Linked DNA regions of Homo sapiens: region 1 is linked to region 2. Evidence: chromatin loops called from intact Hi-C (ENCODE). Cell type or tissue: GM12878. All regions are shown on one strand. Each heading gives the region's core, and the rest is flanking DNA. Links, peaks and the distances in the headings are about the cores only.

What was found. A loop is a pair of places that touch in the nucleus more often than their neighbours do. Peaks named below come from ENCODE experiments on the same cell type or tissue, not always from the same donor. Only the 100,000 strongest peaks of a DNase experiment are listed, where the experiment ranks them.
Region 1: it touches region 2 in a loop (2.9-fold over the local background); 5 of 110 quality-filtered maps call a loop at or near these places.

Annotation. Positions count from the first base shown.
Region 1 is chr2:191,752,060-191,765,044 of GRCh38, forward strand. No RefSeq gene overlaps it. Among named protein-coding and RNA genes, the nearest start is that of NABP1, 80 kb to the left of the region's middle. RefSeq lists an enhancer at 9,448-10,041. In GM12878, for the core only: a CTCF peak has its summit at 7,048 (motif pointing right); a DNase peak (open chromatin) is centred at 7,052.
Region 2 is chr2:191,559,314-191,569,842 of GRCh38, forward strand. No RefSeq gene overlaps it. Among named protein-coding and RNA genes, the nearest start is that of NABP1, 110 kb to the right of the region's middle. RefSeq lists an enhancer at 4,691-5,890. In GM12878, for the core only: a CTCF peak has its summit at 7,129 (motif pointing right); a DNase peak (open chromatin) is centred at 7,133.

The DNA of each region.
Region 1 (12,985 bases), core at 2,567-10,566, 190 kb after region 2:
TGATCAAATAATAAATACATAAGTGGATTAAAGAAACATAAATGCAAACTCATCTAAATTTAATTTACTTTAGCTAAAATCTACATACACGTTTGAATATTGAATATTAATGATGTAAATATTTTAGGGAGAAAGCAGGAGTTTGAGAATAAACATAATACATTAATTATAAGTTTCTAAGAAGTTGTCCCCAGGTATCTTTTATTCTTTACTCTTGGCTTTTGGTGGTACATTGCATACAAAATGACACTGTAAAACTCTCTCTCTCTCTCTCACTTTGTTTCCCCTAATCATTTTTTTTTTCCTCTGAGCAGATAAAATCAGTTTAGAATGTGTACTCATACTTGCTGAACCCTCTTCTCCTGGGTCTTGGGGAGAGAGTGTTTTGAAGGATACCCATGGATGGTTCTAGAAGCACAAATTATGAAGAAGGAAGAGAACTTTCCATGTTCCCTTTTATTCTCCATCTAGAAGACTAAGCCTTTCTAATTATTTTTCAATTTACAATTTATACCATACCTACTATAAAGTATAATTTAAACTTACAATAGAGGGCATATATACCCTAAGACCATGAACATAGAACTAGAAAATCAATGTGTGAAGGAGAGAAAAAGCCTACTAATAACTTGGGTTAATACCATTGCAGTGCGAATATTGAAGCATGAACTCTATATGTTATTTTCCAATTAGGTGAATTTGTGGATCTGGGCCTGCATCTAGATTAGGTCAACAAAATGAATGTTTTATTAAAGTTTTTTGGGGGGATACAAGTAAATGAAAATAACATTTAAGGGCAAATGAATTGTTTTGTGTTTTATTTTCATTGCCTATATTCACACAAAATTATTTGTACCTGGAAGAAAATTTATGTCTTTAATGAAAGGGCTACACTTGGCCTGGGAGTGGGAATAGTTATTTTCACAGGGTACTTTCTGTCTGGTGGTAAGATTCACTTAAAAATTCAATTGACTTGAGAAGTTCCTTGATATTTAATTAGATCAGCAAGGAGTAGCTATAATGCAGTCCTTCTCAAATTCACCTAGTGAAGTGCTAGAATAGCTAATGAAAGTGAATACTCATCTCCTGCCCTCCTCACCTCTGATCTCTACATCCTGTACCAGGTGTAGGGGCAGAGATCAAACGGGCTTACTTTATGTACAGTTAAATTTTTATCATTAACATTCACTCAAAACTTACATTCTATCTCATAAGATATCTGCCATTCTCTTGATGTTGATAATATCTTTTAATTTGACATCTAGTAATATTTTAAAAGTGTACCATGTTTACTCTGGTGCTTCTCATATCTTCAGAATCACCTTCAGTTCCCCCGAGGATACTCATACCACAATTGGAGGATCATTGTCTTGAAGGATAGTTCCATCAAGCTGTGATGATTTTGTAAAATGCTCTTTTTAACCCCAGGGATGGTGCTATCCTGGGAAATAATTTTCTGGAAGTACTTGGCTATGTTGGAGACACAAGGAACCATTTATCTCCGGAATCATCCTTTTCAACACTTGTCACTGCAGTTCTTCTGATTACATCATTTTTTTCTGTTCTAGTCTCAAAACTTTACAGTTACTCTACTACAGGTTTATGATTGCTTCAGGGATACAGAACTCTAGAAATTGACCTTGCTTTACTGTCTTAATCATTTTTTTCCCTTCAACAACAATAACAAAAAATTATTGAGTTTCTTTTATTTCTAGGGCACACTCCTAGGGAAACAAAGAAGTACAAGGCATAATTCCCGCTCTTAACCTACCTTCTATAGTAGAGAAGACAGATTATACGCCTGGAAAAATAAATAATTATAATAGGTAGCAAAGCATAAATGTTATATCATTTAATTTATTGTTTAATTCAACAAATGTATTCTAAATGCCTACTCTTGGCCAGGCATTGGGCAAAGCCATGGGGGAGATCCAAAGGAGAATAAGATATTCTTACATATGAACATAATCTAGTGTGACATAATTAACATAGTAATTAATGTAGTATGACCTACTATGGAAGCACAAGAGGGAGTGGCTAGCTCCTTTGGAGAATCTGTGGAAGTGAGAAGGTTGTCACTGTTTCTCTGGGTGCATCCATTGTATTTTGGCACCACTTTCTTTCTTTTCCACAGTCCATCACAGGAATAATTCTCTCCCCACTTTCTTGGGACTTTGCCCTCTCTTTGGACAGGTTCGCCTCTTTGCTTTCTTAGCTATCAGGCTTGGGCTACTGAATGGGAATTTCGCCAGTGCAAATACATGAAACCGGAACTCTGTTCTCCAATTGTCAGTGCTGCCAGAAGTCCTTGAGACATCTCATATATGTTCCCTCTTCTATGCTCAACAGCAGCTAGTACAAAGTTTCACAGTTTCCCTCAATTAAGCCTCAGCTCCTCCATCAGCAGATAATGTCTCCTTTGCTTCACAAAGAAAATGTTGGAGCCATTAGCATGCAATACCATCAATTTCTTGTCTTCCTTCTAAATGTTCATGCTCCCAGCTCAGAGTCTTTGACCCAGTTGTTCTCTTTACCTGGATCTCTCTTTTCCCTGATACCTGCATGGCTAACTCACCTTTCTTTTTATGTCTTTGGTTACTTGTCATCTTTTCAATGAGGCCCATCCTATTTAAAATCCTATTCTACTCTCTCCACACACACAGTCTAGCCCCCTTATCCTGTGGCAAACTCCACTTTCTAATGTACTCTATAATTTGCTTATATCCTATGTCTGTTCTTTGCTGGAATATAAATGTCATTGGGGTAGAGAACTTTGCTTCATTTACCATTGTAACCTAAGAACATAGATAAGTATTAGGCTTATTGTATGTGTTCAATAAATATTTGTTAAATGAAAGTTGCATCTCTACACATTTTAACATTCTTTTCTCCTATCTAATAAAAGAAAGATCCCTTTTTCTGTTAAGAATAATTCCTCTTACCTCTGTTCCACTTCCTATTCTCTCTAGATTTTTAGGGATGTAGGCCCACCAGTTACCCAACCTCTTCATCTTTCTTGCTCTTCTCCAACAATACATACATATTTTTTCAGTCTCTCATTAAAAAAATCATCCTCTCCAGTCTACATCCTTTTTCTAGACACCCTACAATTAAACCTCTTAAAAGGAGGATCCTCACTTATTGTGGCCACAGCTTCACTTCCCGTTCACCCTTTGGCCAATTTCAATTTGACTTTACTATCTGATGGTCAGAAGAATTGTTTCCTTGAGACGTATCAGTGACCTTCTGTTAAATCAGGTCCCCTCGTGGGGGTCCTACATCACACACAGCTTCCTCCATACCGCATTCTATTGGAATCAAGGGCTTTTTTGTCTTACCAACTGGACTTTTATTTTTTCACACATTCTTTTTTTTATGTATTCCATCAGTAACTCTTTTGAATGTTAACATGTACAGACATGAAAAGAGATCCTGAGGACCTACTGGCAAACTCATACAAAGGTTATGCTGCATGCAGTTTATAGTCTTATGGAAGAAGCAGGCATTAAACAAATAAGCCAATAAACACTTGGAAAAATCAGAACTTTCATCACTGTTTTGAAGAAAACTTACATGGGTGCTGTAAGAGTGCTTAATCAGAGGATTGGACTTTGACAAAAGACTTGAAAGAGATTTCCCTGGGAATGGAGTATGAGGGCTGAGAAGGAAGGCAGATCAGGAGTCTGTTAATCAAAGATGCATGCATGATGGGAGGAAAAGCACAGTAAAGAAGTCCTGAAGTTGGAGGGAGCATGGAAGCCTTGAGAACAAGAGAAAGCTAGTGTGGCAGGAGCCCAGAGGAGTAGGGGAGCAGAGGCACAGGTGAGGCTAGTGACGTAGCTAGAAGGCCACATGACACCATGATTTTTAGAACAGGTTAAGGATTTGGGTCTTTAATACTAAGAATATGTGGATGTCTTTATGATGGTGGCTATATCTTTTCCATATCTTTACCTCAAGCCATTAGTTCAGGGCAAGCATCAGCATAGAATCTCACTATATGTTTATCAAATGGAGGACATTTGAACTTTCCTTCCTTCTTTCTTTCTTTGTCTCTCTCTCTGTCTCTCTCTTTCTTTCTTTCTTTCTCTCTCTCTTTCTTTCTCTCTCTCTATCTCTTTTTTTTTTCTGGAGACAAGGTCTCACTCTGTCACCCAGGCTGGAGTGCGGTGGCATGATCATAACTCACTGCAGTTATCTCCTGGGCTCAGAGGATCTTCCTGCCTCAGCCTGCGGAGTAGCTGTGACTACAGGCACATGACACCAAACTCTGCTATAATATTAATATGTTCCCCTATAGACACACACACACGCACACAAACAGAGAGAGAGTGTGTGTGTGTGTGTGTGAGAGAGAGAGAGAGAGAGAGAGAGAGAGAGAGAGAGAGAGAGATTGGGGTCTTGTTATGTTGCCCAGGTTGGTCTGGAACTCCTGGCTTCAAGTGATCATCCTGCTAAAGCTTTGGAATTATGGGTGTGAGCCACTGATCCCTGGCCCTGAAGTAAGTCTTAAATTGTGAATATGATTGGCCATGAAGAACAGGTGAAGGAGATTTCTTTGCCAAGGAATCAGTGGTTAAAGAAACACAGAGGTATGAAAAAATATATTTTGCATTGGACGTAGAGCAAGAGGTTCAACATGATTAAATAGGTGGTGGGAGCCATGCAGAAAGAGATTAGACATGAGGGGACACAAGGGGAAAGAGATCAAGAGTACCGAAAGAAATGTTACAGAATTCAAGGGAGGCTGAGATCACTGGGGGCCAGAGCAGTCAGGAAAATCATTTCAGAATTGTAGCATTTTCGAGGTTTGATGACGATCTAAATTTGTTTGAAAGGATAGCTAGACCTTAGACAGGCAGAGAGATATGGGAAAGCATTCTCAACACGGGAAATGAAATGAATTATGGCTCAGAGGCCAGAATATACTGGAATTCTTCCTTTTCTAGTAAAAGCTGTGTCCCTCTTTAACCTTTATGCATGTTTCATCATTTTTTCCTCCTTCTGGTCCATTTCCCATAATGAATTGTGTGGGAAAAAAAGTCTTTACCAAAAATTTGCCTAAATCTTAAAAAAAAAAAAAAAAAGAAAAAAACCTAAAGAGAGCATTTTACTTTTGCTAGGTATTTAGTTTGACTGAAGGTGACTTAGAAAAAAAATGGGAGAAGTGACCATTTTTGTTCATAAATGTAGACTAGCTAATATATTTCGAGCTGCATGGTATTTTGTTTATTAAGCTCACTGTCAGCCTTTTGTGTTGCCAGCTGAAGTACAGTAATATGATTTTGTTCCAAATTTTACACTTTGCCAAAGGTCTGTTTCTCAGCTGCATTTTGGGAACAGCTGTCAGCCCCAAGCAATCTGATTGCTTTTCATGAATGATAAATCACTTCCCTGTATGCTGATTTGTTTAGGTACAATAGGAGGAGACATCTTTCTGCCTAGTTTGTTAACAGAGGAAATGGTAGGATGAGGATGGAGTGGGAGAAGTGAGAAAGAACTAGTGGGCATTTCCTTAGTACTTAATGTCCAATTAATGTTCATTTCATTTTGATTGAACACTGGGAAGAAATAGTCTTTATTAGCTGTTCTGAAGGCAGCAGAAAAAACCAATGATCCTTTCTTTATTAGGAGCTGTTATTAATTTACCACTGGACTTTCTGTTTGAAAAAAAAATTGATTTTCTTGGATCAAACATTCTTCTGTTTAAAAAATTGCCCATACAAGTTGTAAGGGTTAAAAGTGTGTTAGAAGTTAGGAAGAGATACCTCAAGTTTCATTAAAGTATCCAATTAGTGAGATTCAGCAGTCCATGAAAATATTTATCACATTCCCAGCTCAGCTAAGACCCTATCTGCTCCAATTTTCCTTGCACAGAAATCACAGAAATCTACATTTGCTGCTTCACATTCTAGAGAAACAGGTGAAAATGGAGGGGGAGGGAGCATCTCATTTTTCAAATGTTATGTTTGCTGCTTGAATTTTAGTTTTGGAAACGGATTTTGAGGTGAGAAGAAAGGGAATTCAAGTCTTTCCTTTGCCTTGAAGTTTGTTCATAATGGTGTTGTCTCTGTTTCTGGTGAGCTACTGTCAACTCCTATCTGGGAGAGATCCTGCCAGGTCTTTTCCTTGAATATAAGAAAATATATTTTCTTATATTCCTTGAATATAAGAAATATATTTTCTTATATTCCTTGAATATAAGAAAATATATTTCTTATATTCCTTGAATATAAGAAAATATATTACGTTTTCTTATATTCCTTGAATATAAGAAAATATATTACGTTTTCTTATATTCCTTGAATATAAGAAAATATATTATGTTTTCTTATATTCCTTGAATATAAGAAAGGAAATTTGCAAATTAAAGATTTTTGCTAAGAACAGAAAGTGGCCCACAATGGCGTCATATTATGTTTTTGGCCCTCAAATTGTAAAAGTGTTCCTCTTCATTGGAAGCAGGCCTTACTGTGTACCCTGTGCTCTCAATTTCTGTGTGTCCCTGGCCTCTATAGGGCCGCTTGGGGGCTGGCAGCCAGGCTGGCTCGATGCAATCAGATGACACTGAAAGCCGATTGGAATCATTCCTCAGCTCGATGTCAGCAGGCCGGGCACTTAATGCAGGATGCACTTTTATTTTAATAAGTAATTTATTTAATGAGCCGACAATGGCAAAATGTCAAATGTAGAGACTTCGAGGATGAATAACACAATTGCAAGGAGCAGGAAGTCTACTAGGCTTGCAATATTCGGTGCCTTCAGAAAGGACATTCCTTGAGCTGGTTTCAAAATCAGTTGGCAACTGATCTGAAAAAGGATCTTTGCCATTAGTCTTGATAAAAGTAATGCTGCCCACATCAAGTTTTTAGAGTTAGTAATATGAGAATGGCAGGTGCCAGGTGTAGAGTGTGGGGTAGCATGGGGGGTGGTCCTATTTTGAGAGGAGAGTGAGGCAGGAGGCATACAGCTGGCTCCACGGAACATGCTTCCACCTGCCCATCTAGTCAGTGTGAGGAAGGGCGAGAGGAGCAGACCCCTCCACTAGGTGGCAGTGACTCGGTTTCGCTATCAATTAGGGAAGTGTCCTGGGGTGACTCACTTTAGACTCAGATATTAGTTTTCTCATGTTAAACAGACGGACCTGAATTGGAAGAGGTTTACCTTCCTTTTCAGATACTGAGATAGGATTTTTCCTAACATAATATCCTCTCCAGTGTACAAGTTGTGCTCATTAATTCCTCACTGCTGGCTCTGATTGGCTATGAGTTCAAATCCTATGAAAGTGAGGTCAATTAACCTAAAGATAGACTACCAAGGTTTATAGTAATTCTATTGATCCAACCTTAATTTAATAATTATCTATTGAGTACCCACTAGGCAACAGACACTATTTAAGTCAACAGACATATAGCAATGACACCACAGGGTTTTAAAAAAGTCCCTGTTATCCTAAAGCTAACTTTCCATTAGCTTATTGAAAATGATATTTTTCAATGTGAAGGAGCTAACTCACATTTGGAATGGGTGTTCCTTCTAGGAGTCCGTATCAAAATTATCATTTGTATTTTTTGCCCGATGGGAAGTTGTATTGTGAACTGTGCTATGGCTGATGTGTTTATCTGGCGTATTCTTCAGTTATTCCAACTAGTTTCTATGTCCTATTTTAGAATTTAATTAAAATTCATGTGGTTTCATTCTTCCCTTCTGACTCTGGAGGGCTCTGCAATATGCTTGTAATCCTTTCTAGGCCCACAGCAAGGAGGAAAACCTGTTTCTACTTGAAGTTGGGGTTCTGTGCTGAACTTGTTCTGTGTTGTCTCCCTCCTGGCAACGGTACGTAACTGTGAGATACTGATTTGCGCACAGTGCTGTCTGGCTTTGCTTCTAAAAGGAATAATGTGCATGGCTGGTCTCTGATTGATGTGTGGGAGCTGCCATTTGGGGGCATAAAACACTTTATTTTCCATCCTGCTTAGAATTCTAAGGCTCAATGGCCAACATCTGCCATCCTTCACTTTGAAATTTTTAAATTACCTTTTAAAAAATGATTATAACAGTAATATTATTTATTATTAAAAATTTAGCAAATATAAAAAGTGTAATGAAGAAAATAAAAATAACTCATAATCCAATGGCTCTGAGTTAACCATCATTAGCCTTCTATTTGCATATATTTTATAATACATGCAGTTTTAGACCCTGTTTATATTTTGTCCTCAGCAGTCTATTGTGAGAATAGTCTCAATATTATTAAAAATCTTTAAAGATCAAATTTTAATGGCTGCATAGTATTCAATCATATAGTTTTATCACAGTTTATTTAGCCAATACCTTGTTGTTGGATGTAGTTTCTAATTTATTTCTCTTTAAAAATACTGTGGGTAATAGTCATATGATATATTTTGAATCTCTAAGTAATTCCTTAGGAAAAATTTTGAGTAATAAAATTATGGGATTAAATGACATGAACTTTCTAAGGCTTTTGACACATGTCACCTAATGGTTTGGAAACTGTACTCTTGCATTCACATTTCAGAAAATGCATTCACATTTTAGAAAAATCTTCGGCAATTTATCAGGCAAAAGAAGTATCTCACTCTTGTTTTCTTTTCTAGTTGTTAGAATTCTAGTGAGATTGAACATGTATTTCATGGGTTTATTGGGCATTTATTTGTTTTTTTATTCTATGTGTTGTCTCTTTTTTTTCTATTGATGTGTGCCAGAAAGAATATGGGCTCTCAAAGATGTCCATAATCTTGTCCCTGAACATGTGAATATATTTGCTTACATGGCAAAATGGACTTTGCAGATGTGATTAAATTAAGGACCTTGAGATGAGGATATTATTCTGAATTATTTATGTGGAGTCGTTATTGGAGGGAGACAGGAGAGTTAGAGTCAGAGCAGGAGAGTTGACAAAGGAAGCTGAGGTCACAGGAGGGTGATCTGAAATATTACATTGCTGGCTTTGAAGATGGAAGAAGAGGCTGTAAGGCAGGAAAGGCAGGTGGCCCGCAGAAACTGGGAAAGGGAGGGAAAGGATTTTCTCCGAGAGCATGGAACAAGCTAGCCCTGTTGAAATCTTGACTTTAGCTCAGTGAGAATGCTTTCAGACTTCTGACGGCCAGGAATGTAAGAGAATAAATTTGTGTGGTGTAAGCCACTAAATTGGTGATAATTTGTTACAGCAGCAGTAGGAAAGAAAACACAGAATGTTCTTATTTTTTATTGATATGTGAATATTTTTATATGCAGTAGTCATTAACTTGTCATATATATTGCAAAATTTTTTTCAAGGTTGCCATTTGCTTTTAAATAATTTTATGGTGTTTTCTGATACAGAGTTTTGTTGTTAACTTTTAAAATATCCTTGATGTTATATTAGATAAGCTTTATTTCAGTGATATACAAATTTTAAATATTATGCAGTTAAATCTATGTATCTTTTCCTTGGTGACATATTCTATTGCTTTTAAATCAGTTTTATATTCACCAGTGTTACTTCCAACATTTTTATGGTATGTGATTTTTCATTTATCATTCTTCATTAAGTTTTTATATATTTTTAGTCCTATTTCAGGACTATCTAGTCTTTCCTATTAATCTGTCAAGGCCTGTGCTATTACCACATCATCTAAATTATTGTAGTTTCATAAAAGTTTTTATGTCTAGTAGCTAAATCCTTATTCATTACTCTTTTCTTTAATTTTTTAAAAGCTGGTCTCAATGTTTTATTTTTCTAGATGAATCTTAGAATCACTTAGACAAGTTGAAAAATTTTATTTGAGGGGGAGGAGCCAAGATGGCCGAATAGGAACAACTCCGGTCTACAGCTCCCAGCCTGAGCGACGCAGAAGACGGTGATTTCTGCATTTCCATCTGAGGTACAGGGTTCATCTCACTAGGGAGTGCCAGACAGTGGGCGCAGGCCAGTGAGTGCGCGCACCGTGCGCGAGCCGAAGCAGGGCGAGGCATTGCCTCACTTGGGAAGCGCGAGGGGTCAGGGAGTTCCCTTTCCGAGTCAAAGAAAGGGGTGACGGACGCACCTGGAAAATCGGGTCACTCCCACCCGAATACAGCGCTTTTCCGACGGGCTTAAAAAACGGCGCGCCACGAGATTATATCCCACACCTGGCTTGGAGGGTCCTATGCCCACGGAGTCTCGCTGATTGCTAGCACTGCAGTCTGAGATCAAACTGCAAGGTGGCAGCGAGGCTGGGGGAGGGGCACCCGCCATTGCCCAGGCTTGCTTAGGTAAACAAAGCAGCCAGGAAGCTCCAACTGGGCGCAGCCCACCACAGCTCAAGGAGGCCTGCCTGCCTCTGTAGGCTCCACCTCTGGGGGCAGGGCACAGACAAACAAAAAGACAGCAGTAACCTCTGCAGACTTAAATGTCCCTGTCTGACAGCTTTGAAGAGAGCAGTGGTTCTCCCAGCACGCAACTGGAGATCTGAGAACGGGCAGACTGCCTCCTCAAGTGGGTCCCTGACCCCTGACCCCCGAGCAGCCTAACTGGGAGGCACCCCCCAGCAGGGGCACACTGACACCTCACACTGCAGGGTATTCCAACAGACCTGCAGCTGAGGGTCCTGTCTGTTAGAAGGAAAACTAACAAACAGAAAGGACATCCACACCAAAAACCCATCTGTACATCACCATCATCAAAGACCAAAAGTAGATAAAACCACAAAGATGGGGAAAAAACAGAACAGAAAAACTGGAAACTCTAAAAACCAGAGCGCCTCTCCTCCTCCAAAGGAACGCAGTTCCTCACCAGCAACGGAACAAAGCTGGATGGAGAATGACTTTGAGGAGCTGAGAGAAGAAGGCTTCAGACGATCAAATTACTCTGAGCTACGGGAGGACATTCAAACCAAAGGCAAAGAAGTTGAAAACTTTGAAAAAAATTTAGAAGAATGTATAACTAGAATAACCAATACAGAGAAGTGCTTAAAGGAGCTGATGGAGCTGAAAACCAAGGCTCGAGAACTATGTGAAGAATGCAGAAGGCTCAGGAGCCGATGCGATCAACTGGAAGAAAGGGTATCGGCGATGGAAGATGAAATGAATGAAATGAAGCGAGAAGGGAAGTTTAGAGGAAAAAGAATAAAAAGAAATGAGCAAAGCCTCCAAGAAATATGGGACTATGTGAAAAGACCAAATCTACATCTGATTGGTGTACCTGAAAGTGATGGGGAGAATGGAACCAAGTTGGAAAACACTCTGCAGGATATTATCCAGGAGAACTTCCCCAATCTAGCAAGGCAGGCCAACGTTCAGATTCAGGAAATACAGAGAACGCCACAAAGATACTCCTCGAGAAGAGCAACTCCAAGACACATAATTGTCAGATTCACCGAAGTTGAAATGAAGGAAAAAATGTTAAGGGCAGCCAGAGAGAAAGGTCAGGTTACCCTCAAAGGGAAGCCCATCAGACTAACAGCGGATCTCTCGGCAGAAACCCTACAAGCCAGAAGAGAGTGGGGGCCAATATTCAACATTCTTAAAGAAAAGAATTTTCAACCCAGAATTTCATATCCAGCCAAACTAAGCTTCATAAGCGAAGGAGAAATAAAATACTTTACAGACAAGCAAATGCTGAGAGATTTTGTCACCACCAGGCCTGCCCTAAAAGAGCTCCTGAAGGAAGCACTAAACATGGAAAGGAACAACCGGTACCAGCCGCTGCAAAATCATGCCAAAATGTAAAGACCATCAAGACTAGGAAGAAACTGCATCAACTAAAGAGCAAAATAACCAGCTAACATCATAATGACAGGATCAAATTCACACATAACAATTTTAACTTTAAATGTAAATGGACTAAATGCTCCAATTAAAAGACACAGACTGGCAAATTGGATAAAGAGTCAAGACCCATCAGTGTGCTGTATTCAGGAAACCCATCTCATGTGCAGAGACACACATAGGCTCAAAATAAAAGGATGGAGGAAGATCTACCAAGCAAATGGAAAACAAAAAAAGGCAGGGGTTTCAATCCTAGTCTCTGATAAAACAGACTTTAAACCAACAAAGATCAAAAGAGACAAAGAAGGCCATTACATAATGGTAAAGGGATCAATTCAACAAGAAGAGCTAACTATCCTAAATATATATGCACCCAATACAGGAGCACCAAGATTCATAAAGCAAGTCCTGAGTGACCTACAAAGAGACTTAGACTCCCACACATTAATAATGGGAGACTTTAACACCCCACTGTCAACATTAGACAGATCAACGAGACAGAAAGTCAACAAGGATACCCAGGAATTGAACTCAGCTCTGCACCAAGTGGACCTAATAGACATCTACAGAACTCTCCACCCCAAATCAACAGAATATACATTTTTTCAGCACCGCACCACACCTATTCCAAAATTGACCACATACTTGGAAGTAAAGCTCTCCTCAGCAAATGTAAAAGAACAGAAATTATAACAAACTGTCTCTCAGACCACAGTGCAATCAAACTAGAACTCAGGATTAAGAATCTCACTCAAAACCGCTCAACTACATGGAAACTGAACAACCTGCTCCTGAATGACTACTGGGTACATAACAAAATGAAGGCAGAAATAAAGATGTTCTTTGAAACCAACGAGAACAAAGACACCACATACCAGAATCTCTGGGATGCATTCAAAGCAGTGTGTAGAGGGAAATTTATAGCACTAAATGCCCACAAGAGAAAGCAGGAAAGATCCAAAATTGACACCCTAACATCACAATTAAAAGAACTAGAAAAGCAAGAGCAAACACATTCAAAAGCTAGCAGAAGGCAAGAAATAACTAAAATCAGAGCAGAACTGAAGGAAATAGAGACACAAAAAACCCTTCAAAAAATTAATGAATCCAGGAGCTGGTTTTTTGAAAGGATCAACAAGATTGATAGACCGCTAGCAAGACTAATAAAGAAAAAAAGAGAGAAGAATTGAATAGACGCTATAAAAAATGATAAAGGGGATATCACCACCGATCC
Region 2 (10,529 bases), core at 2,491-10,490:
TTTAGTCTTTGGATTCTTTATTTAGTCCTCCTTAAATATATTTAGTTCATTCTTTCATTCCCTTTTTTTTTTTTTTTTTTTTTTGAGACAGAGTCTTGCTGTGTCACCCAGGCTGGAGTGCAGTGGCACGATCTTGGCTCACTGCAACCTCTGCCTCCTGGGTTCAAGCGATTCTCCTGCCTCAGCCTCCCGAGTAGCTGGGATTACAGGCATGTGCCAACAGGCCTGGCTAATATTTTTTCTGTAGAGACGGGGTTTCACCATATTGGCCATGCTGGTCTTGAACTCCCAAGTTCAAGTGATCCATCTGCCTTGGCCTCCCAAAGTGCTGGGATTAGGGGTGTGAGCCACCATGCCTGGCATCTCCAAATATTCATTGATGGTTTACCATGTGCCACACCCAGCACCAGCCCTAGGGGTACAGGGTGAATAATAAGTCCCTGAACCCAAAGAACAAGTCTGGTGACTGACAGTGTTAGTGACATCACAGAGAAATGTCTGCTGATTGGAGGGATCAGATCAGGAACCTGTAGGAAAGAGTGGGAGACAAAGAGTCAGAAAAGGGTTCAAGGTAAATCAACGGGGTTTGCAGGCCCCTCAATCTGCTTCTCATTGTAGCCCGGAGCGGGCCTCGGTACCATCCCTGTAGCTAGAGACTAAGTGGGGAATGGCATCCCCTCCCTAGCTGTGGCTCTAATCCAAGTGTAGTGATGCCTTAGAAACTGCTGCCTGAAAACAAAGAAAAAGAAGAAAACAATAACCATAATGAAATAAAAGCCTTAAAGTGAAAGAAAAACAAAATGTCATGATTTGTGCATTTTTCTGCAAAACCGATTTGTTCTGTGGTGGAAGATAGAGTCTGCATTTGATTTCTACAAGATATGCAGTAATGGGTTATGTACTCCAGGGAAAAACTATTCTTAAGGGAGTGAGAACGTGATGGATTCACTTCCTTGGTGAGGTTTACAATATGTGGCAGTTTTAGTGCGAGCAGGTATTTGGTCTATAAACTTGGAGAGCCAGGCATTAGTGGGAGCTCGTTTCTAAATGAAGAAGAATGCAGCTCTCCCTCTCACTCTGGTTATTAGTCCTTCTGGGGATAAACAGGAAGATTAAGTGTTTTCTTGATGTTGTGTTTGCCTGTCACAGTAATGTGCACACACCCCATTGGCAGCACCTTTACGTGGCGCCGCAGACTTGCTATTTTTGTTGGAAGGAGTTGTTCATTGAGAGGCCTGGGTCTCATTCCGTGCTGAATGGCGTTGGGGTTATTTCCACTCTTTGTTCAAATGCTGCCTCTCGATTAGATGCTCTACGATTAGCTGCTTTGCAATTAGAAACTGGATCTGTGAACATCCAGTTTCTTGGTCCCCGGAGGACATTTCATGTCCTCACTCCTCAAAGCCTGCTGTTCTGCTTGTTGCAGTTTAAATGGTGCTAAAGAGAGGCCAACCTGCCAGCCAGCTGGCTTCCCGGAGGACCTTGGAGGCTGCCCGCGCTGGGGCTGCTGGAGAACTGCTCGGCTGGGCACGTGTGGGGAACTTGAATTGTCATCTCTGTGAGAAGTGACTTCATTCTAGGGGGCTTATTTGTGTTAACTAATCTCTTAAAACACTGGCTGGCTGATAAATTAAAATGCCAATTTATTTATTTACTATTAGAAATATACTTGCTAAGCAATATATCTGTGTCAGCCATTCAGTTTGTTCTCTTCACACAAATAAAGCCTATTTGGGGCCGGGCAGGGTGGCTCACACCTGTAATCCCAGCACTTTGGGAGGCCGAGGTGGGTGGATCAGGGGTTCGAGACCAGCTTGGCCAACACGGCGAAACCCTGTATCTACTAAACATACAAAAAACAAAACAAAACAAAAAAACTAGCTGGGCGTGGTGCCAGGTGCCTGTAGTCCCAGCTACTCCGGAGGGTGAGGTGGGAGGATGGCTTGAGCCCGGGAGGCGGAGGTTGTAGTGAGCTGAGATTGTGCCACTGCACTCCAGCCTGTGCAACACAGCGAGACTCCATCTCAAAAAAAAAAAAAAATCTATTTGGGAAACCAAATTATAGATCATATATTTTGTAGTGAGGGAAAAAGAGACTCCTGTACACTGCTCATTGGAATATAAATTGAGACAAGTTTTCTGGGCGGCAATGTTTTATTATTATGTGGAGCCTTTCCATTGGACAAGCATAATGGATTCCTCATTTGTGTCTCCTATCATTACTTAAAAATGTATTTGGTGGTGGAAGCTTCCCCTACTCACTGGCTGAGAACTTGGATGCCCCTCTGTTCTGCTTGCTCTTGGGGAGTAGATTGGCCTATGTTCTAAGCCACAAATGCTGGCTTGATTCAGAAATTAAGAGTATACAATCCAAGCTATTAATCAAACTTCAGTCTTTTTTTTCACAGGTAAGACGTTTCCTTTCCTTGTCCCACCTGAGGTCTGTGTTCAACGGGGCACCTGTTCTTTGCACCGTGGTTTTGGTCACCTTCTCTCACTCCTTTCTTTCCCTCTTTCTCCTTGTTAATTGCATCTTCTGGCCTCTCAGAGGATGGGACACAGCAAAGGAAGAAGTCACTAAGCCTGTGGTGGGAGATACCATGCTCCCCTCTCTCTGGTGATGGGCAGGCTGTCACAGCATGGCTTAGCTGAAGACATCACCTCCCAAATCCACTTCTTCCACACTCAGCACTTGTTTAGTCTTTGCCTGAGTGATCTAAAGTAGAAAGCCTAGCTTTTTTGTCTATCTTTTGAACATTTTGTTCAGGCACCTAACTTCGGTGTGGAACATCTATTGCATGTATTTTACTTTGTGTGTGTCTGTCATGTATTTCCTCAGCCTAAATTCCTAGAACTGGAGTTGTTATGCTCATGAGTGTTAGTAAACCTAGCAGTTAAGAGTGTGGGTTCTGGAGACTATTGTTTCCAAGTGGCAGGGTCAAACTTTAGTTTTAACATCCTAAAATGTTGTATATGCATTGAAAACTTTAAAGGTTTTCATAACAACAGCAAATACTTATTTGGAACTTCTACTAAGTTTAATTTTTCAACAATCCTATGAATTATGTGTTATCATAATCTCCATTTTGCAGATAAACCAAGGCAAAGAAAGACTCAACAACTTGCCTAGAGTCACACCAATAGAAAGGAATAAATCTAGGATTCCATCCAAACTGTCTGCCTCCCATTCTAGGAAATCAGTCTGAGGAAATAGTAAGATACACTAAATAATATAGCTGGATTTTAATTGCAATATTTCTGATAACTTGAAAAAACTGGGTACAACTTACATATTTGATAGTAAGAGATTGATTAAATAAACAGTGGTATCTTAATATGCTTGAATCCAAAGACTTTAAACACGTATTTTAGAGGAATAGTCACATACGAACAATGCATAACTAATGTAATTGCTCTGTCACTCAGGCTGGAGTGCAGTGGCACGATCTCAGCTCACTACAACCTCTGTCTCCCAGATTCAAGCGATTCTCCTGCCTCAGCCTCTCAAGTAGCTGGGATTACAGGCATGCACCACCATCCCTGGCTAATTTTTGTACTTTTAGTAGAGATGGGGTTTCGCCATGTTGGCCAGGCTGGTCTTGAACTCCCGAACTCAAGTGATCCGCCCATCTCGGTCTCCCAAAGTGCTGGGATTACAGGCGTGAGCCACAGCGCTCCACCAACATATATTAATTTTATTAAAAAACTGTTAGAAATACAATATAAAGAAGTCAAAATGGGAAACTGGTTTGCAAGAGAAGATTGAGTTAGAATTGAATTTGAAGTGAAAAAAATCTTTTTAAGAAGGTGATTGGTGAAATGGAGTCAGAACAAAAAGTTGAATAACCTTAAGGATGGTCCATTTGAGCAGTTAAATCCCTGAAAACACTATTCCATTAGAGGGTGACATTAGCCTGCTATCTTCTTGACACAATATATGACCTAGAAAGATTTGGGGAAGAGATACAATTTTGAAATTTCTTTTTGTTACATAAAGGCTACATTTTCCATCTAAAATGCTCTAGTTTCTTCTAGAGAATGCTGATATATAAAGGGGAGGAAGATAAAAAATTTGAAATAGAAGTTTAGCAAGAAAAGAAGATAAGTTTGGGAAGACTTGTAGATAGAGCATGAATAGAGTGCAGTTTGATGTGGTGTGGTTGATCGCAAAGGAATCCCAATGTTGTCTGCAGTGTGGCTTAGTGTACCCTGTAGTCATAAAGTTCATATCCATTGAAAACATCAGGACTAAAATAGGTGTTTCATGTTAAGACCTGGACTTGGCTCTTCCCAGCCAAAAGCAGGTGGTCTTTGTACCATTCATCGCTTGCCATTTGCAAAACTTTGTAAGGTACATTTGGGGATAGTGGGGGTGGGAGGCAGGTGGCGGTATATGCAACATTTATCAAACCTCCAGAGTATTAAGAGGAAAGGTGGTTTCAGAAAAAGAAATCCTTTACATTTCTTCCCCATTTTGACAAAATCCAAACTAAAGCTTCAGTTATGTAGACCCTCTCAGATCTGATATCTTTTCAGGATATAAATAGTACATGTAAGAAAGGAAGTAGGGTAATTATTATAAAATTAGAGAAATATATTTAGTCAGTCAAAATCCTGAGCTGCTTTGCCATTTAAAATTGTGTGTAAAGTTTAGAACTCTCGTTGATCGGACTGTATCATAAAACTGAAAGTGTGGAGAACAAAGACCTCAGAATTCTTGCTCGGCTTTAGAGGATCATGTTCAGGGAGAGGACTCTAATTGAAATGAGGAGTAGATACCAATGGATATTTTACTGTCTATAATGTCAATTGTACAGTTTTGAACTCCATTGTGGGGAATGTCAATGGTCCCTCACTCGTCCAGGGTAACCAAGAGATGAAGAGTTGAGGGGAAGCACTGTGGTGCGGCTTATTGTGGCTGTTTAGTGGTGGTATTTCCTGGAAGGCAAGTTAATGGTGAAATGGAAGGCCCTTTCCTTTTATGTCCCTTTTGGTCTGATATTTTCCATTGTTGACTGCAGGTTGAAATAGCTCAAAATAAAAACCAGAAAATAAAAGCTGCAAGTAAAAACTTCATTTTGCCTATGCCAAATAAAATAGAAAAACTGGACTTCTGGCTTTTCAACATCGATTGCTGTGGGTACTATGGAAGATTCTTCGAATCAGGCACTTCTGGAGAAATTCATGATATGTAATCAAGAAATAACCATAGCCTAGAAGCTGATTTTTTAAGGCGAGCTTCCGTGTTCGTGTTTTCTTCTCCCCTCCTGTTTTGGAGGATTAGATGTAAATGCTCCTTTGTAAAGTTACCCCATCACCTGTTCTCTTTAGCCCATCCTCATGTTTCCCACTGACTTTTATCTCTGGCTTCTCTTTGTCCATGGGAGCTTTTTTCTCTGCCCATAAACATACTCAAATCTACTTTTTTCTTTAAAAGCAACCATCCATCCAGCCCAGAAAACCTTCCCTCAATCTCCAACTCTTTTACTGCCTCTCCTTATCTTGCTTGAAGTCTAAATTCACAGAAGTCTAGTCTGACTTTTTTTCCTATGGCTTCACCTTTCACTCTCTCCCAAGTCATTTCCAAACCAGCTTGCATAGTCACCTCTCTACTAAAGGTAAAAAATGACCTCAGATATCCCATTTACATTCTTTCTGAGTTCTGAGGCATTGACATGTGAATCTCTTCCTCTTTCTTGGAATTCTCATTCCTGGGTTTTGCTTTTTCTTAGTCCTTCTTGCTGGCCCAATCTTCTTTGGACTGTCCTTGGAATCTGGTGTTTTCCAGGTTCTGCCCTCTCTCTCTTCTCTGGCTTTCAGATAATAGCGTGGCATTTATTCATTTCTGGTACTATGCTAAAACCAGAGACACAAGGATGACTAAACATCACCACCTATTAGGAATCTTTGGACACATTAACATTCCAGAGCCTCAATTTTCTCATATAAAAATGGGTCATAAATACTTCAGGTCCAGACCTACATTTGCAATTCCTCATGGTGCAGCCCTGGTTACGAGCCTAACGTGACCAAAAACAAATGCTCAATATCCCCCTTGCACAATCTTTTCCTCTCTCAATAATTCCTCCCATGGCTAATGGCAGTAACATTTCTCTAGTCTAGACACAAGCTAGAAACCTGGGAATCATCCTTTGTTTCCCTTTCCCTCAACCTCTACATCCAATAAATCTCCAAGCCTACCACTTGTCTATCAGAAATATTGCTTTAAAACCTGCCACTTCATTGCCCCACCCAGACCTCATCATTTCTCCCCTGGCCAATACTACCGTAGCCTTTGTTCTCCTTTCCTTCTTCTAGGTTCTACACCGACTCCAAAATTCATTCTCCACAATGCTGCCAGAGTGACTGTTTAAAAGTAATACTTTGATCACATCTTATCTGCTCTAAAAGACTTCAGTGGTTCCTGCTGTCTATAGGATAAAGTTCAAGCATTTGTAAAACACTTCCTGTTTTGTCCACAACCTCCTTGTATGGTCTCACACTGAGTCCTCCTTCCTTTACCCAGTCACCTCTTATTTTAGCCACAAGGGTTACTGCACTTTCGCCAAGAGGAGTGAGGTCCCTGTGCTACGGTTTATGTTGTTCCTTCTGTTTGCAGCACTTTTCTCCTATTCCCCCACATGGGGACATCCTCCTGGATTTCAAAACATGTTCCAAAGTCCTCTTCTTCCCCGAGGCCTTCTTTGAGCCTTCTCTGGAGGAATAAGTCCTTCTCTATTCTTTCTGTGCTCACACAACTTTGCTTCCCTGTTCTCTTTGCCACCTTATCAGATCGCATTCATAGATGTGAGGGTTATCTTATCTGCTTATTGAGCAAGGACTGCACCTCAGGCTTTTGACCATCCCAGGAGCTTATCATGGTTCCATGGCCAGAACTCAACAAATATGTGTAGCAAGAAGCGAGTAATAAAAAAAAAAAAAAAAAGAAGAGTGCAGAATGCCAGCAGGTCCAGGGTTATATGGCAAAGCCAGCCTTGTGTTGGTCTGAACACTAAAGCAATGTTTCTTTTTGTTACCAGCAGATCCCAGAATATTCACCACTTCAATCCTATATCCTGTGACCCTCAACCTAGAGTCAAAGGAGCAAAGCCATGAAGAGAACCATTTTGTCCACATGGGGGCAGCACAGGCACTTCCACAATCGTATCCGAGGTCCCCAGGTTTCTCACCTCAAGGGTCCATTTATAGCCAGACCCAACTTTTCCTTGCCTGAGGTCCAAACTCAAGAGGCTTCACGTCTCCTCCGCCACCTTCTTCTGGGCTATAGAAGGCATTAATTTTAAGGTGATTTTAAAAAACCATTTATGGAGGTTCATCATAAATTGCTTGCCCCCAGGCGCTGGAGTAAGTTTCAATCATTCACCGTGTTCCTGAATAATGAAGAAGCTTCTCCACCGAAACAACGCTATCATACACCCAGACGGGCAACGCCTTTTTCTGTGGGTCCCTAGAAGTGTTTGTTGAGCTCTAAGGGGAGTCAGATCCAGATCTCATGCTCCCTGGAGTTTATGCTGGTTGGAGTGGGTGATTACTCCCAGGCCCAGGGGTAGCACCAGCATACCTAGCATCCACAGTCATATTAACTTTTCCACAAGGATTTTCTTTCTACTGCATTCCTACTTTTAAGAGCAGGCAGCCACAGCTGTGACAGTTTGCCATTCCTCTCCACTTGTTTCCAATAATGCCTCTTTAGTTACTTTGTGAAAAGATTCTCGACTGAGATTTTTCTTGCTTTCTATCTTCTAAAGTGTTTATTACTAGAAGATTCAACTTTCAGATTCTCTGAAGAAAATTCTTTCCTAGGAAAGGTAAGAGGTAGAAGAGGTAGCTAAAATTAGTTTCTTTTTTGGCTCTGCAAAAGCAATTGCAGCAATGGCAATAGTTGGCTGCAATAACTTAACAAATGGCTTCAGAAATGAGCTCTTCACTGGAATTTGAAAGAGCTCTCAGTGAATCCTGTTTTATAATTACTGCCTGATTCTAATGGGACACTCTAAAGCTTGAGTGTCTCCCAGTTTCATTCCTCAGGTGAGCCCTCTGGTTAACTTTGTCCAATTTGACACATCGGCACTGAACTCTCACCCGCAGTTTATGGGCTGATGACTGTTTAATTACACCTGCCAGCCTTCAGCAATCTCAATGATTAAGAATTGCAATACTGTGTCCTATTAATCTGCCTGGATTCCTTTCCATCTAAGGAAGTCAAAGAGTTTTTTGTTAATTTTTGATATACTTAGTGGAACTTGATAGAGAGCGTCAGAAGAAAATAGAGTTAAGAGGATGGTAATTGACCTCGCCAGGATCATTCTAAGTCAGCAGCAATTGGGGTAAGAATTTGGAGATTTGGGCAGCCTTTTTTGTTTAGTTAAAATTAGCTTTGGCCATAAAATCTAAAGCACACTATCATTATACAGGTTCGACTTGTCTTTGCTGTGTGTCTGCATATATTCATGAAATACTTCACCTCCACAGTTAGCACTTTCCATCTCTAAAATGCGGAGAGCAGGTCGGGCACGGTGGCTCATTCCTGTAATCCCAGCACTTTGGGAGGCCAAAGCAGGCGGATCACCTGAGGTGAGGAGTTCAAGACCAGCCTGGCCAACATGGTGAAACCCCGTCTCTACTAAAATACAAAAATTAGCCAAGTGTGTTTCTCGCTCCTGTAGTCCCAGATACTCAGGAGGCTGAGGAAGGAGAATTGCTTGAACCCTGGAGGTAGTGGAGGTTGCAGTGAGCCGAGATTGCAGCCACTGCACTCCAGCCTGGGCGATAAAGCGAGACTCCATCTCAAAAAAGAAAAAAAAGTGCAGAGAGCACAGGAGAGCTGGACCAAAGTTTGCCTACAAATTTCCAGTAAATCTTGGAGATCTTCATCTTTTCCAAACAACAGGACCCACCAAGATTACAGAAGAGTCTGTGGCTAAGGAATTTAGAAATAGAATGTTATAATTTATACTTTTCCTAAGAAAGTCTTTGTTGTAAATAAGGTTGCATACTCCATTGACATGGAAAGAAAAGGGGAAGGAATGAGGAATGTCAGTGATCCAGAGTCTAATTAATGTTGCCACCAATTTTTGCATAATTAACAGTACATTTCTATTCTTTAATAAAATTGATAAGATTCTACCAAGTTCATTGTTTCTGAAAAGTTGGGAAATGGGAGGTGGCCCTGGGGGTAGGGAGGAGAAAGGTGATTATGCAAGTACATGCCTCCCCCAGATTGATCAGGTAACATGCACCTGCTAATGGGGATAAATATTAGGAGATGAGGAAATGGATACAAGTAAATGCTTTCTCCAAAAACAAAGAAACCAAACTAGTGACCATAGGCAGAACTTGCTTCTAATGTTTGCACTCTGATACTGAAAGGTAACTGGACCTATGCATAAAATGTGACACCAATCTGATCATCTAGGTAGCCTGAAGATAGTATGTATTTTGGGGAGACTATTCTATTTCTAGTGCCCTGGAGGATTTCCCAAATTGTTCAGCTAAATGTAGGTTTAATTACCTCTTTACCATCACCACTCCATTACTGCCTCTGAATGATGACTTTGTGCATTTTTCACTTAAGGGTAATGAACTGCTCTCTTAATATGGTTCCATCATTCAACTTTGTTCTAGGGAGTTTCTTTATAGACAATTTTTATTTTAATCAGAAGTGAATGGGACTATTGCCTTTAAAGTGGACCATCTGTGGGTTTACCAGGAAATTTATTAACTTTGATCTTTATTCAATTTAACTTTCTGCCAGAGCTTCCAGTAAAGTTCTTTCAAGCCTGCAGAAAGCAGAGCTCAGAGCTCAGAAAGTGGGCTCTGTGGGAGGGGGAGAGGGGAGGATAAGAGAAGGGAGTGTATGGATACAGACTGCAATCCCAGTTTCAGCTGAGGTGGCAGTGGGGAGCTGGGAACATTATTCTGGAAGATCCTGGAGCAAGTCCTCAACTTGACTCCAGTTCGAGACTCCTCTGGGCTAGCAAGGTAATATATATGTATTTTTTTAAGAGATGGGCTCTTGCTCTGTTGCCCAGGCTGGAGTGCAGTGGAGCCCTCACAGCCCACCGCAGCCTTGAATTCTTGGGCTCAATTGATCCTCCCGCTTCAGCCTCCTGAGAAGCTGGGACTACATGTGTGTACAACCATGCCCAGCTAATTTATTTTTATTTTTGTTTTTGTTTTTTTGTAGAGATGGGGGTCTCATTCTGTTGACCAGACTGGTCTTGAACTCTTGGCTTCAAGTGAACCTCCCACCTCAGCCTCCCAAAGTGCTGGGATTACAAGCGTGAGCTACCGTGCCTGGCCTAGCAAGGTAATTTTAAACAGACACTGCCTTACCAATGATACAGCCTCAAAAGCCCTGATGCCAGCCTGAGCTGAATGTGATGAGCGTGAGGACTTATCCAGGCACTACCCACCTCTGCAACAAAACAGGGAGACAGGTGGGGAGTATCCACAATGCTGTGGATGGATTGGGCAGCAGGCAGAAGCTTCTGGCTTGTAGCTCACGC